2 separate regions of the Homo sapiens genome follow, and region 2 is linked to region 1. A link is a loop called in an ENCODE intact Hi-C map of the cell type or tissue named here. Cell type or tissue: endothelial cell of umbilical vein. All regions are shown on one strand. Links, peaks and the distances in the headings refer to the core of each region. The heading gives the core; the rest is flanking DNA.

Region 1 (2,500 bases), core at 1-2,500:
ATTTGTAATAGCCAGTTTATAGGAAAATGCATAAATACCTACATTTAGCACTACTTTACTCTTCTCAATCACTTCCTCAAAAGTCTCATTTGTTTTCTCTTTCCACAAACTAATAAACGTGTTCATTTCTTGGGCTACTGAAGGATCAGGACTCCCATCACATTGAATGTAGTGCTTCCACTGTGGAATAAAAATGTTTAAAGGTTCACATTGATGAAGATTCAACCAAAGATTAAATGACTTCTTTTTTGAAGGTGAATTTTTATAACCTAGTTTAACCAACTTAGATAAAAACATGATGGCTTTAACCAGTAACTTGAGAGAGCTCTAAAATAACCAAGTTCTTCTTTATCCAAGTAACTTCTAATCCTTAATATTCAGATACATAGAAGCACTAAAATACTTTCACATTTTTATTTTTAAAGCATTATTTATAAGTAGTTTTGTTTTGCTTAGTTTTCCTCTCTAATCATAGAGCTGCTTATTTGCAAAGGCCAACACTTAGGCTAATTTCTACTTCCCAAGTTATTACTAATGTCTAGTTGCCACTGGCATTTTAGTAGAAGGCCTTCCATTCATTTTGTAGTTTATGCAAATTTCACATTTGTAATCATATTGTACTGTACTTAGAATTTTTCACTTGATTATACCACAATCTTTAGCCATATTATAATAGTTTTTCATTTTTCTCCTGATATTCACCTATATTATTTCCAAAGTTATGCAGTTTTGAGCAAGACTAGATTGCCTTAAGCACAAAGCTTTTACGTTTTAATTTAGCATAATTTCCCTAAGTATACATTCCCAGCAATTGAGTCAGAGTCAAAGAATATAAACATTTCAAGGACATTATTACTGACAAATAGCTTTCTACAAAGTTATGTTAGTTTACTTTGCCATAAGCAATCAATTTGTCAGATGAGAGGGTTTTTTAAAACAGAAAAATTTAGTTTCTTTTCTTGGCATCAAAATTGGACTACACCTCCCTCTTGTGGTGACAAAGGTATTAGCTAAAAAAGAGAAATCAGTCCTACCTGAGAAAGCAATTTAGTTTCCTGTTTCAATTTCTCTGCTTCAGGAAAACACCTCTCTAATAAATAAAGTTCTTCAAGTTCTTCATTTCTCCTTTCTAGATCCTGTTGCACAAGGACAGATACATTGATCAGCTCTTTAATTTTAACTTTATGTTTCACAAGTAGCATCTAAAACTGACGTGGCTAAATATATAACTGCAGTTTCAAAATGAATATTAAAATTAGTTTGAATATAACTGATATCTCCAAAAGGTTTCATCTGAAACAGTGGCTTACAAAGTGTGATCTACAGACTCTTGATGGGTACCTAAAACCTGGGATCTGTGAGGTCAAATCTATTTCCATAATAATACTAACATTATTTGACTTTTTCATCGTGTATCTATTTGCACTGATTGTGCAAGATGGTGTGAAAGTGCTGATGTCTTAGCACAGATCAGACAGTGACCCCAAACTGTACTACTTCTAGGGGGAGAGGTGAAGGGAAGGAGCCAGCTTCACAAAAGAATGCCCGGATGGATGGGTGCAGTGGCTCACGCCTGTAATCCCAGCACTTTGGGAGGCTGAGGCAGGCGGATCACTTGAGGTCAGGAGTTCGAGACCAGCCAACATGGTGAAACACCATCTCGACCAAAAATACAAAAATTAGCCGGGTATGGTGGCGTGTGCCTGTAATCCCAGCTACTCAGGAGGCTGAAGGGGGAGAACTGCTTGACCCTGGAGGCAGAGGTTCCACTAACCCAAGATCGCGCAACCGCACTCCAGCCTGGATGACAGGGCAAGACTCTAAATCACGTTACAAAAAAAAAAAAGAATGCCCTGATGAAGAGGTGAAAATTATTAATTGTATTAAATCTGAACCCTAAGTACATGTCTTTTTAATAGCCTGTTGGATAAAATGGGAAGTCAGCATAAAGCTCTTCTGCTGCATATCGAATGACAATACTGTCTTGAGAAATATCACTTGTGCAATTATTTGACTAATTTGGTAGACATTCTCTCAAAAATGAATGAATGGAGTGTGTCACTTCAAGGATACAACTCAAAATATCTGTTGCCAATGACAAAATTCAAGCTGTCAGGCAAAAATTCAAATTTTAGAAAACTTGTATCTATCACTGTAAGCTTGAAAGTATTCCGATCTTTAAAAACTTCTGATTTGGGCCTGGCGTGGTGGCTCACATCTGTAATCTCAGCACTTTGGGAGACAGAGGTGCATGGATCACAAGGTCAGGAGAGTTCGAGATCAGCCTGGCCCCATCTCTATTAAAAATACGAAAATTAGCCGGGCGCGGTGGCGGGTGCCTGTAATCTCTGCTACTCGGGAGGCTAAGGCAGGAGAATCGCCTGAACCTGGGACGTGGAGGTTGCAGTGAGCCGAGATTATGCCATTGCACTCTAGCCTGGGTGACAGAACAAGACTCTGTCTCAAAAAAAAAATGAAAAAATCTTCTGATTTGGTTGGT
Region 2 (12,680 bases), core at 5,574-8,073, 300 kb before region 1:
TGATGCTCAATTTGGATTTCGAATTTTTTGGATTAGGGATGCCCAAAGAGAAATACTCCAAAATTTGAAATCCAAAACACATCTGGTCCCAAGCATTTCAGATAAGAGATATGCAACCCATACCTGCCAGACTGGGTGCTAAGTACTTAACTACATTATTTCATTGAGTCATCTAAAAACAACCCTAGACTTTATTGTTCATTGGAAGACTTGGAGAGAGGATTCAGTTGTAGAAGATCTCACAGATAGTTAAGTGTGTAACTCCCAGACATTTGACTCCTAAACCCAAGCTTTTAACCATTAGGTTATCATACTGCATTTGCTGAGAGCTTTCTATATGCCAAGTACTATCCTAGGCACTTTCTATTATCTCACTTAATCTGTGCAAGGTATTATTGCCTCAACTTTAAAAATGAGGAAACTGATACATAGAGCAGTTAAGTAACATGCCCAAGGCAATTAGGTTGGTTTGTTTTTAAAGACTTCAGGTTTTTTTCAGAGCAGTTTTAGGTTCCCACCAAAACTGAAAGGCAAGTACAAAGATTTCCCATATCCCTTTCTCCCCATCCAAATGAATAGTTTCTACCATTACCAATGCCTCACACCAGAGTGGTACATTTGCTGAAATTAATGAACCACATTGACATACCATTATCACCTGAAGTCTAGAGTTTTCATTAGTGTTCATTCCTGGTGTACATTCTATGGGTTTGGACAAATCTATAACGACATTTACGCACCATTATGACAGTTAGGTTTTTAAGCCAGGTCTTTCTGACTTCAAAGCTTGTACTCTTAAATGCAGAATCAGAATGCAAGGAAAAAAGAAAAAACTAAGAGAGATAATTTGTGTGTGTGTGTGCACGTGTGCATGTGCAAGAGAGAGAGAAAAAGAGAGAAAGAGAGAGAGAGTGACAGAAAGCCTTATTCCTCCCAAATTAACCAAGGAATCACCTGGAACTAAAGCTGTTTCTACAGTGCAAGACCTTTCTCTAGCTCAGTGCTTCTCAAGCTTGGCTGCATGCTAAAGAATCCTGATGCTCAGTCTCTGCCCTAGATTCACTTAGATAGAAAGCAGAAAGTTCTTGACTTTATGAGACTCAATAGTTATTTAATAATACCAGTTGACTACAGGTGTCAAGGGTAACTGTTGACTTAATTAGGTTTACAGATGTAATAATACACAAAACTAAAGTTGACTCCAAATGTCTTTGCCAACTCAACAGGATAATATTAAATGCGGAATATTTTGTTCCCCTTGTACCTCTCCAGGTCAGAAGCATAGGAGGAGACGGCCCTAGAACTTTTTGGAAGTGATAGGCATATAGGTTAAATGCCCATCCTTTTGGTTACCACCTTCCCTCTTGCCATTTTTAATTTATGAGTTCAATACTTTCTTCTCCGGTCTCTTCCTTTCCTAAGAGATTTCAAGTCAATTTCCATGGATCATAGTCCACCTGAGCCTAATGAATCAAATATTTTTATAATAGATTTTATTATTTTAGAGTACTTTTAGATTCACAGAGAAATTGAGCAAAAGGTAACAGAATTCCCCTATTATACCCCTTCCCGAACACCCTCTCAGTTTTTCTTCTTATTATCATCTTGCATTAGTGTGGTCCACAAGTCCACAGTTTACATTAGGGTTCACTCTGTGTGGTACTGAAAACATTAATTTTTAACTGGCCTACAGTGATCATGTATTCTGCAATAGTGCATTAAATCATTGTTTACAAAATAAATTACAACCTGCCCAAATACCGGTTAATAAAGATTGCCCTGCAATTTCTGTGTCCCCAGGTTATCTTTTTCCTAAACAGGTCGGGGAGCTAGAAAGCAATATTTTAAACAGGGAAACTTTTTCCTTATTACTTTTCATCAAGACTGTTTATTTACTCTCTATATATGGTATATATATGGTATGCAGTGGTACATAGGCACATGCTCTGCGAAGAAGTTTGAACCAGTAAAAAAAGAAATCAAGAGTCAAAAAAAGGAGTTTTCAACCTGGCTAGCCTAGGACACAGGAAGGTGTGCTCTAAGCCAGAAGGAGAATAGACTTCCTAGTTTTAATGCACTCCATTTGGATTTCTCTACCCATTGAGGGAATGCAGTTGCTAAAGTTGCCAGTGGGGATGACTTTTATAACCGTTCTTTTTTAATTTGGGTAGGTGAGGAGAGAAAAGAAAAAGGAAATACAGCAAGACTACAGAGGGGTCAAAGCCAGTGGTCATTGCCTCTAATACCCCAGCAGCACGTCATGTGACTCTCCCCTGCCTCCTGGACCTAAATGTCCTACCAGGGCCCACAAGACTGCCATGGAGTCACCTTCTAGGACAGCTGCTGCCCTGAGTATGCAAACAGCACCATTTGATACATGCAAAGCAAGAACCCATGCTGCTTAAACCAGTTATTCTCGTTCACCCATAGGGGCATTCCCAACTCATGGCCAAGTCCACCCCTGAAATCGTCCAACACTTTTCAAATGCTCTTTTATTTCCTGCCAGCTACATATGGCCTATGAGACTGGCCTGACAGAGCCAAAGCAGGGCTGTCCCGCAGCCAGTTGGCAGCAGGTGTGGCCACAATCTGTGGCAATGAAGACAGCACTTCAGTGAAGCGGGCACCTTCCCCAGACATGACTCCCTGGAGCCAACTGAGAGCCTGGGTCCCAGGACCAGATGCTTTTTAATGCCAGCCGTCAGCCTGCAGCCAGAGACCAGCGCCCAGGGGAAGTTTATCCAAAGCACCGATGTGATGCTTGTTGTAGTTTCTTACTTCAGTTCTTCCCTAGATATCATATCCAGTGTTTCTCCCTTACAAAGGGCCATGGGCTATCCTTTAAACTAGCACATCTAAAAGCGAGGGCACTGAATTCATACTGCGTTTATATAGGAAAAGCTACTACAGCTGGCTTGCTGAAAGATTAAACTGAAAATTAACCATGAAACACAATGAGCATTAAAGTTTGAAAAGTATTATATGTGTTCATACTGAAGTGAAATGGCACTAACTAAATGGTCATGAAGGTGTCTTTCCTTTAGACAGAGACACAGATTTACTTACCCTCCCATCTTGCAGTCCCCAGTTCCACCTTTCCAGGCTCTTACATACTTGGGATTGGCCCACAGGGACACTGGATTAAAGGTTCCACTTGAAAAATAAGGTCCCACTGGGCTCAAGAGTACAAAGAGCAGGGCTTTGGTAGGCTTCTTGACTCCAAGAGAAGGCTGCAACAAAGTAGAAGTACATACAACTGTAACTTAAAATGTGGACACCAGTCTTAAAGTCTAGAATAGATTTATATCTGTCTCCCAGAAGAAGCCATCGAATTACAGGAGCTATTACCATACTTTTAAAATTGAGTTACACAAAGCCTAGTGGTTTTTAAGAAGGAAATCCTGAGAATGGAGTACATACATTTCATTTTGCTTTGCTTTCTGAGTTGTTAGGATTTTAGCAAAAAAGCTAGATTTGTCCATTTTTGCGTGTTAGTAGGGTTTTGGAGGACAGACATATTTCTAACAACTATCTATATAACACCTTTCAAGGTTGCATGATTGGGAATTGAGAAAGGGGAGAACCTAGACATGGTTTTAGGCTTTGGGGGGTAAAATATAATATTTACTTCTCTAACTCATCCTTCTGTTTCATAGCCTAAGTGACTGCTTCAGGACATGGCAGGGTCTTCAGCAGGTGGTAGGTGCAGGCGAATGTGTCATTAGCACACCTGCCCACATCAACTAGCAGGTAGCAAGAGTGCAATTTCAACAGAGGGATAAGTACTGTTAAATCAAGTTTAGCCTACAGCTGCCTCATTACATTTTAAGCTCAGCTTAAAGGTTTCTTTGCACATCATGAACTATAACCTAAGTGGACATTATAAACAGATGGTAGCCTACTCTTGTGCCAATTACTGAGTTTTGGCCAATCAAACGTGGCCAACTGTTCAAACCATGTTCAAATAAGGCAAACGCTGAGTTATAACCAATTCAGCTGTTTCTGAATCTCTTTTCTGTTTCCTGTATGTCACTTTCCTTCCTCTGTCCATAAATCCTCTTCCACCATGTGGCTGCACTGAAGTCACAGGGACTACTCTGGATGGGAAGGCTGCCCGAATTGAGAATGGTTCTTTGCTCAATTAAAAACTTTTAAATTTAATTCAGCTGAAGTTTTTTTATTTAACAATATCTTCAAAAAAACAGGGAATGAATGACTTATAAATAACAAAGATAGAAGACCATCTTTCCCACAAACACTGTAAAGCCAGAAGCCCACAATGCAAAATCATGCCAATTCCTCCATCACAAGAGCAGTTATAAATAATTAGGGTTCATTGTTTATTAAGGAAGAAAACTGAGAGACCCAACGTTTTGAAGGCTACATATTAAGGTAGAAATGATCACTGGGCTATCCTCAGCAATATAAGACCACATGAAGTAAAAAAACAAGGCAGGACTCTTAGGTTAAGAGCTTCGGGATATAAACCACTTGTGTCCAATCTTCACTAGAGCCTGGTCTACCTGGATAGGAATGGGGATCTGTCAGGAGAAGAAAGAGAATCTTTACAATAGAAGACTCAACTTCAGCTGATTTTGTGGCTTTGTAATGTTTCTGGAGGGATATTTTTATCTGAACTTCAATTAAACTTCCCCTTACTACCCATTGCCCCACCATCCCTCACCCACTGCTCAACACTCAGATCACCAAAATCAGGCAGGTAAAATATTCATGAGCACAAAAAAATGTGTTTACACAAGCACACACCAATGCCATCTGAAAGGCATGTCACCTTAGGAAATGGGAAGGTAATTTCATTAGCATTCCATGGGAACATGACGACCAAAGGGCCTGGGTGGCCACAACAAACCTATGATGGTTGATGGAAGACTATGTTAGAGAAATCCGTCAGCAAGCAACAACAGGTTTTGATTGTTAGCTTGTGTTTGTTCTTTAACAGAGACTGAAGATTAAAGGAGGACCATCCTACCAGTAAAGGATAAAGCGCCTTAAAGCTTCATTTGCCTTTTTGGGTTTCATTGTTTGGGAGGAAAAACCTAAGCATAATACACACACCCGCTTTTCTTCCCAGCTACGATAAAACTTAACCATCTTATCTCTGCACTTTTATTTAACCTCTCAGTTAAGAAATGACACCTTCATTTCATGGGTGCCTTGAAGCAGAACATGTTAGATTTTTTTAACAAATCCTATGATACGGTTTGGATTTGTGTCCCTGCCCATATCTCATGTCAAATTGGAGGAGGGGCCCAGTGTGAGATGATAGGATCGTGGGGGTGAATTTCCTCCCTGCTGTGCTTGTGAGAGTGAGTGAGTTCTCCTGAGATCTGATGGTTTAAAAGTGTGTGGCACTTCCCCTGTGCTCTCCCTCTCCTGCTGCCATGAGAAGGTCCTTGCTTCCCTTTCACCTTCTTCCACTGTATGTTTCCTGAGGTCTCCCAGTCATGCTTCCTGTTAAGCCTGCAGAACTGTGAGTCAATTAAACCTCTTTTCTTCATAAATTACCCAGTCTCAGGTAGTTCTTTATAGCAGTGTGAAAATGGACTAATACACCCTAGTGATGAGGAATTTAGAGAAGCTTCTTAACATAATTTAGAGATATAATATGCTGGCATCATCTCAATAATTTACCTAGCTTCTAAGTTTCTGAATAGAATAGCTTATTTGTGGACAAACTAATAGCATTTTAATAGCTATCACAAAAATGGCTGGGACTTTTTTCACTCCAAACTAATGTATTTTATGCAAACTACATTATACTAAAAGAAGTAACAATAACGTGTTATGAAAATTTTTTCCTGAAATAAATTTCCCCTGGTTCATTTTCTTCTCCTGATTTTGACAGGTAAATTTGCATTTTATTCCACTAGGTGGTAGTATACAGAGCACAGATAGAAAATGGAATAATTCTGTACATTAAATCCATTTGTAGAAAAAAGGTCTTGATAAACCTCTAAGTAATATTTTTATTCTTAGCAAGCAGGTAAATTATAGACTATAACTTTTCAATGCTGAGAGAAAATGTGTTTATGTATACTAATACTTTATTTTCTGCAATTTAACCAAGGTCAATTCATGTTTTACAAGTACTTCAAGTACTGGTGTTGATCACAGACTAGTCACCTTCATCCTCAAATGATTACTTACACCAATTCATTGTCTTTTCATGAATAAAACTGTGATTTCACTGAAAATGGTCACAGTGCTTTAAGACAATGAATAAGATCTAACACTAGGCAGAAAGAGAGGAAGAGAGCTTTATGATTGGGTCTGTTTCTATGCTTAGGAGTCATTATTTTTTTCTATGTTTCAATTATCCCTTCTAGCCTGAAAAGCAATCTAAATTCTGTGCTACTGTTAAGAGTATTTTATTATGAACTGTTATACAAAAAAAGGTAACTGCACTCATATGTTTATCACAGCCCTGTCCACAACAACAAAGACATGGAATCAACCCAGGTGACCATCAATGGTGGACTGAATAAAGAAAATGTGATACATATAAACCATGGAATACTATGCAGCCATAAAAAAGAATGAACTCATGTCATTTGTAGCAACACAGCTGCAGCTGGAGTCTCTCTATCCTAAATGAATTAACACAGAAACAGAAAACCAAAATATCACACGTCCGCACTTATAAGTGAGAGCTAAGCATTAGGTACATATAGACACAAAGATGGGAACAATAAACACTAGGGATTCCAAAAGAGGGGGAGGGGAAAAGTGTTTAGAAATACTACCTATAGTGTACTACGTTCACTACTTGGGCAATGAGATCCTTAGAAGCTAAAATCTTTGTATCACAACATATACCCATGTAACAAACTTGCACATGTAACTCCTGACTCTCACATAAATTTTTTTTAATTAAAAAAAGTCAATTAACTTGTTTCACACAAGAGTATTTTATTATATAATATTAAACAACTACAAGCAAAATCCCACGATGATAAGTTCAGTCATCTGATTAAATAAAGCAAAAGCCACATAAATAATGAGAACATATGGATGACAATAGCTGATGAATTGTGTGAGTCAATTTCGATGAGTCACATTCCTTATAAACACTTTAACACTTTGGCTTTTTACTCTACTAGCTTCCTGGAATATTCAAATACATGAGGAATTAAAAGGGGCTTTAAAAAAAAACATGAAAAATGAGAAACATAAAATTTCAAATGCAGCATATTTAACTTCTCAAGAGACCACATTGACTTTGAAGCTGAAATGATGATGTGTTTAAAAAAATAAAGACTTTTTTTACTTCACGAGCTATACCTCACAAATACATGGCAAATACATATACAAGGGTTTTTAAATACATGGATATGTTGCATAGAAGGACAAGACACTGAGTGTGATGGAAAATAAAAAGACATGTCACAGAGAAAATCATCACTTTCCTCTGATCAGTCAGAAATTACTTTATCAAAAGGCAGGATTTCAGAGGTGATTTGAATGACGGCAGGAAAGAGCTCAGTGAGCTGAGAAGAGTACTATTAGCCTATGTTTTGGCCTAGAAGCCAGAGAGGCACAGCAGCATGTGCAGGCTTGAGAATAATTCTGCCTAGGCAAGGCAGATGAGAGGCAGAAGAAATAAGATAATTGGAAAAGACAGAAGAACATTTTTCCTAAAGCAAGACAATTTTTTTTTTAATTTGAAGAGTAGCCTGTTTTCTTTTTTAAAAAACTACTGCCAGTTGTTTTGAAAGAAGTTTAAATTGTTAAAGGGGAAAATAGTAAAGAATACTGGACTAAGGGGTGCTTCAAGGGAGAGCTCAGCGGTCCATACAGGGCTTGAATGCTGTGAGGGTCAGGAAAGCGAGGGCACTGAATTCATACTGTGTTTATATAGGAAAAGCTACTATAGCTGGCTTGCTGAAAGATCAAAAAATAATAATAACCCCCAATAGTATGCATTGCTTTTTGGCTCCAAAATATTTCACTGTCATTATCTCATACAACAGAACAATTCAAAAAGTTATAATTCCTATTTTTAGGTTGAGGAAACTGAGGCTTCAAACAATTTGCCCAAATGTCATGGTTATTAAGTTCTAGTTCTTCTCCTCTTAATCCAGAGTTATTTCATACTTTACCAAAGCTTGAAAAAAATATTAATAAAGTACCCAAGATCTCCTTACTTTAAGAGAGTTCCAACTGGTATCTAGCTTTCTTCCCGCTGAGCCTTCACCCATAGTGAGACACAGCGGGGATACCTCTTAGGGACCTGCTGAGTGCCCCCCGCCCCTGAGCATAAAAATAAAGGAACAGCTTGAGTTCCTTCAAGAGAAAGTCCAGTCATCCTGCTAGCCTTGAGAAGTAAATGAGCAACTCGATAAGCAAAAAGGGAAACAGTAGCTTAAAATAATCACCAAGGAGGTCAGAGTCAGAAGATGTTTGGTTTCCTATAGAAACTAAAGATAACATCTTAACAGATGTTCCAGAGTTGTTTTTCAGAACCTGGATCACCATCATATGGATCCTCCAGACCACAGATAACGAGGGAACTGAGACAACTCTGGACATACTGGCTATGAGGTAGCCCTGCTCCGCAGGAGCAGTTAAAAAAAAAAAAAAAGAAAGAAAAAAAAAAGAAAAGGAATTGAGGACTGAATTATCACCATTCTTTGTTTTCCATTTTGTTTTTTTAGATGGAGTCTCAAGTCTCGCTCTCTTGCCCAGGGTGGAGTGCAGTGGCGCAATCTTGGCTCACTGCAACCTCCACCTCCCAGGTTCAAGCGATTCTCCTGCCTCAGCCTCCTGAGGAGCTGGGATTACAGGCGTGCACCACCACACCCGGCTAGTTTTTGTATTTTTAGTAGAGATGGGGTTTCACCATGTTGGCCAGGCTGGTCTCAAATCCCTGACCTCAAGTGATCCACCCTCCTCAGCCTCCCAAAGTGCTGGGATTACAGGCGTGAACTACCACGCCTGGCACCATTCTTTGTCTTAAATTTCTTTCTGAGAAGTCTGGAGGAAGTCCGCCCATGGGCCAGACCTAACATTCCTTTCTGCTGATTCCATCTTTATTTTTTTTCTTTTTCTTTTTTTCTTTTTTATTTTTTTTAGAGACAGAGTCTTGCCATGTTGACTAGGCTGGTCTTGAAATCCTGGCCTCAAGTTACCCTCCTTCTTCAGCCTTTCAAAGTGCTGAGGTTACAAGCATGAGCCACCACACCTGGCCTGCTGATCCCATCTTTAGACAAATATCCCCTTCCTTAAACAATGTGCAAATCAGAAAATATTTGGATTTACCTGTAACCTGTAAGCCCCTACTTCAGGATATCCCACCTTTTTAGGCCAAACCAATATATGGCTTCCATGTGTTGATTGATGCCTTTGCCTGTAACCTCTGCACCTTACATGTAAGCCACTGTGGAGTTCAGGTCTTAAGCATGAGCTCCCTGATTCTGTTTGCTTCTTGACCTGCAAATAAACACCCTCCTTTCTCCCACTGTAAAACCCCGGTGTGGATGATAGAGCTTACTGCACTGGGTGAAATAGCCTTCACCCTCTACACACCCCACGCTCAAACCATACTGAACCCCTTCCATTGCTCCTCACTTTCCTACTTCCATATGCTCTACTGCACTACTTCCTCTGCCTGGAACACTCTCCTTCCAATGCCCTCCTATTATGGGTTGAATTGTGTCCCTAAAATTCCTATGTTGAAATCCTAACCCACGGTGTGACTGTATTTGGACATCGGGCCTTTAAAGAGGTAATTAAACTTAAATGAAGACATGAAAGTGAGGCCTTAATCCATAGGCCTGCTGTCCTTATAAGAAGAGGAAAAGACACCAGAGATAGCTCCCTTGGCCAGATAGAGGAAAGGCCCAGAGAGGACATAGGGAGAAGGTGGCCATCTACAAGCCAGGAGAGCTCTTACCAGAAATCAGCTTTACAGGCACCCTCATCTTGGACTTCTAGACTTTGGAGCAGTGAGAAAATAAACACCTGTGGTTGAAGCTGCCTAGTCTGTAATATTCTATTATGGCAGCCCTAGCTAGCCACAGGATAGAATGCAGGCCTAGGAATCCTACAAATCTGGTCTTCAAGCTGGCCCGCAAACTGGTCAGTTACAAACTTTTCTGCAGGTCCCTGAAACAAAAACTGGATGAAGTTTCCCTCTCGTCTTGTTTTATGTCCTTGAAAGCTTGACCTTGTAACCACGTGGGGGTACTTTCTCCTGATCTCTGCCATCCAGAGGGTGTGAATTTTGGGGTTCCTGTCAATTAGTCCTAAAAATTATCTTGAGCAGTTAAAAGCCTTTGCAAGCTCAAAATTGGCTGCTCTAGGCTCCTTCTCGGAGGAGCAATGGAGACTGTGCAGTACTGCAGCTCAGTAACTAAGGCTTTGCTATTTCACAGTGGTGGCCTGGATTCAATTCCTAGCTTCGGGAATGAGTCCTTTCTGGTTTGATATCTATGTGACCTTTGCCATTTATTAATTATCTTCCCCTCATGAACAACTTCTGACTCCCTGTCTTGAATCTTCCTTTCTCTGAGCTATGTTTGGAGGTTCCAGATCTTGTAAAAACTGCTTACCACCTCTTTGAAAATACCTCCCACACCTGTGGTTAAATCATAACCTTAGTTAAGGCTTATTGGTTTCACCTGGGAGGTTACTTTTGGTAAAGTTCAAAAGCCAGAAATATTAGCTGTTTGTCCTGGCTAGAGTCTGATAATAAGAGATTTGGTTAAAAGTCAGCTTAATTAAAAGTGATGTCCAAGATTATCTATCTATCTATCTATCTGGCAGGTTTTATATTGATTTTTTTCTAGATAAAAGTTTTTTCTTCTCAGTCAACTGAATTGTTTTTCTCATTTTGTTTTCTTGCCACTCTTGATGCCCACATTGAGAGGACCTAAGATCATTTCTAACAGCCTGGGCTTCCTTAGAAAAAACTGAGGGAGCACCACAGGCTCCATTTTGGGAAAAATCTGTTTTCCTCATGGAACCCCAGGAATTGAAGGCAAGCAAATCCCTCTCAAAATCCAAGGCATTGCTCTGATTTGCATTGTGTTACCTAATGTTTTTTACTTGTAGGGGTATCAGAAATTACTTTGCATTATGGGAGAGCTTTTAACCTTGGTGTGTAATAACTAGGCAGGAAATATGCTTTAAGGGAAGGCTAATAGCAGTTATAGGGGAATACCCCACTCTGTGCACGTTTGGATCAGAGAAGCATGCTCTTGGCCACCTAGAAGGTATGGAAACATTCTTCTACACCTTCCAAAACTCCCAGAGGGGATGGGCTGATTCCCTCTTTTTGGGATCCAGAATCCAATATAAAAATGAGATCTGTAATTTTGGGGAATCTGTTTTGCCTTCTAACTGCACCTGTTTATTAGGCCCCAGAAACTGCATGTTTTCCCGGCTCTGTCCCCACACGTTGCTCCACCCTGAAGCCAGTAATCCAATTAAGATTCTTAAAAGCTGGCAAATGAAAAAATTAACAGCTACTGGGTCTTCTGTCTGTGTATTTTTGTGTGTTGTATGTGTGATATGCATAGAAAAGAGCTCTAATTAATTGGCTTGAAAAATAAGCACTTAAATTGAATATTTTGTCAGAAAAATAAAAACTTTAACACCTTTTAATTCATGGGACTTTAATAATCTTTGGGAAATAAAGAGAATCAAATATATTGGTAAAATAAAAATGTCTTCAAAATTTAGACATCTGGTCTAAATTAGGTCAGATTAAATTAGATTTGCTGAATGCTTCAATGCCATAAACTGCTTCTTTAACTTGATAATTGTTCAACTCACCTGCTTTGGAGCCATTAGATTCTAGGTAGGGCCTGGGGACATGTGGAGTTGGCCATGCCCCCTAGCTATGCTGGAAAGACTCAGACCTTATCTGCACTTCTGTCTGGCGTCCTAGGCTCCACACCTGGTACATAATTAAAACCACTTATTTATCAGACTTTTCACCAAATATAAAAGTTGCTAAGAGTTAACATTGTAGCACATGTAATTGAGGCTACCAGAGAAACAGTGTTACCTGCAAGGCGTGTAAGGAAAATAGAATGTGTTTTTGGTAAAAGATTATAAGAAGGCATGGGAATGTGGTCTTATTGCCTAGTTTACAGAGTTAAAAGACTGTTTTAAGTTACATAGGATAAAGCTAAAGGTTTGAGTAAGTTGTGGGAGGTCAGTGAAAATTAATCTTGTAAAAGAAATTCTGTGTGTTAAAATATTAGCTAAAGTTAAAGGGTATTATTCAGTTTTTCCATAAATAGAACATTGGAATAAAAGCACAACAGGGTTTTCTTAGAGCATTAATCTGCTCTTTAACAACAACAAAAAAAAATTGTAAAGGACTACAAAAGGTTTATGAGAATCTTATCTCATGGTAAAATTGATTAAGATTGAATAATTTGTCTACAAGGTTTTCTTAAGAATTGGATTTGACATTCATTAATGCAAAGATGAAATTTGGCTTTCTCTCTTGAACAAAATTTTCATGTAATATTAAAAGATCATGGAAGATTTTTGTTTGCCTTTTGAATAAACAACAAAATAAAGAAGAAAAAGTGAGACATTGTTTGGAAAGCTGTCTTCCCTCTATCAATGAGTAAAGGATTTTGCTTGCTGGGCGCAGTGGCTCACGCCTGTAATACCAGCACTTTGGGAGGCTGAGGCGGGTGGAT

Evidence for each region. Hi-C counts contacts between places; a loop is a spot of excess contacts. Peaks named below come from ENCODE experiments on the same cell type or tissue, not always from the same donor. Only the 100,000 strongest peaks of a DNase experiment are listed, where the experiment ranks them.
Region 2: a loop joins it to region 1, with 2.5 times the contacts of the local background. A loop is called at or near these places in 3 of 110 quality-filtered maps.

What each region holds. Positions count from the first base shown.
Region 1 is chr12:25,154,277-25,156,776 of GRCh38, forward strand. DNAI7 (dynein axonemal intermediate chain 7) reads right to left here. Exons shown (of 16, transcript NM_018272.5): 5 at 1,035-1,136; 6 at 43-180. Among named protein-coding and RNA genes, the nearest start is that of DNAI7, 40 kb to the right of the region's middle. In endothelial cell of umbilical vein, for the core only: a CTCF peak has its summit at 1,000 (motif pointing left); no DNase peak of the experiment used is centred there.
Region 2 is chr12:24,846,720-24,859,399 of GRCh38, forward strand. It overlaps BCAT1 (branched chain amino acid transaminase 1), which reads right to left. Exons shown (of 11, transcript NM_005504.7): 6 at 3,067-3,230. Among named protein-coding and RNA genes, the nearest start is that of BCAT1-AS1, 33 kb to the left of the region's middle. In endothelial cell of umbilical vein, for the core only: no CTCF peak of the experiment used is centred there; DNase peaks (open chromatin) are centred at 6,012 and 7,072; H3K27ac peaks cover 2,500 bases.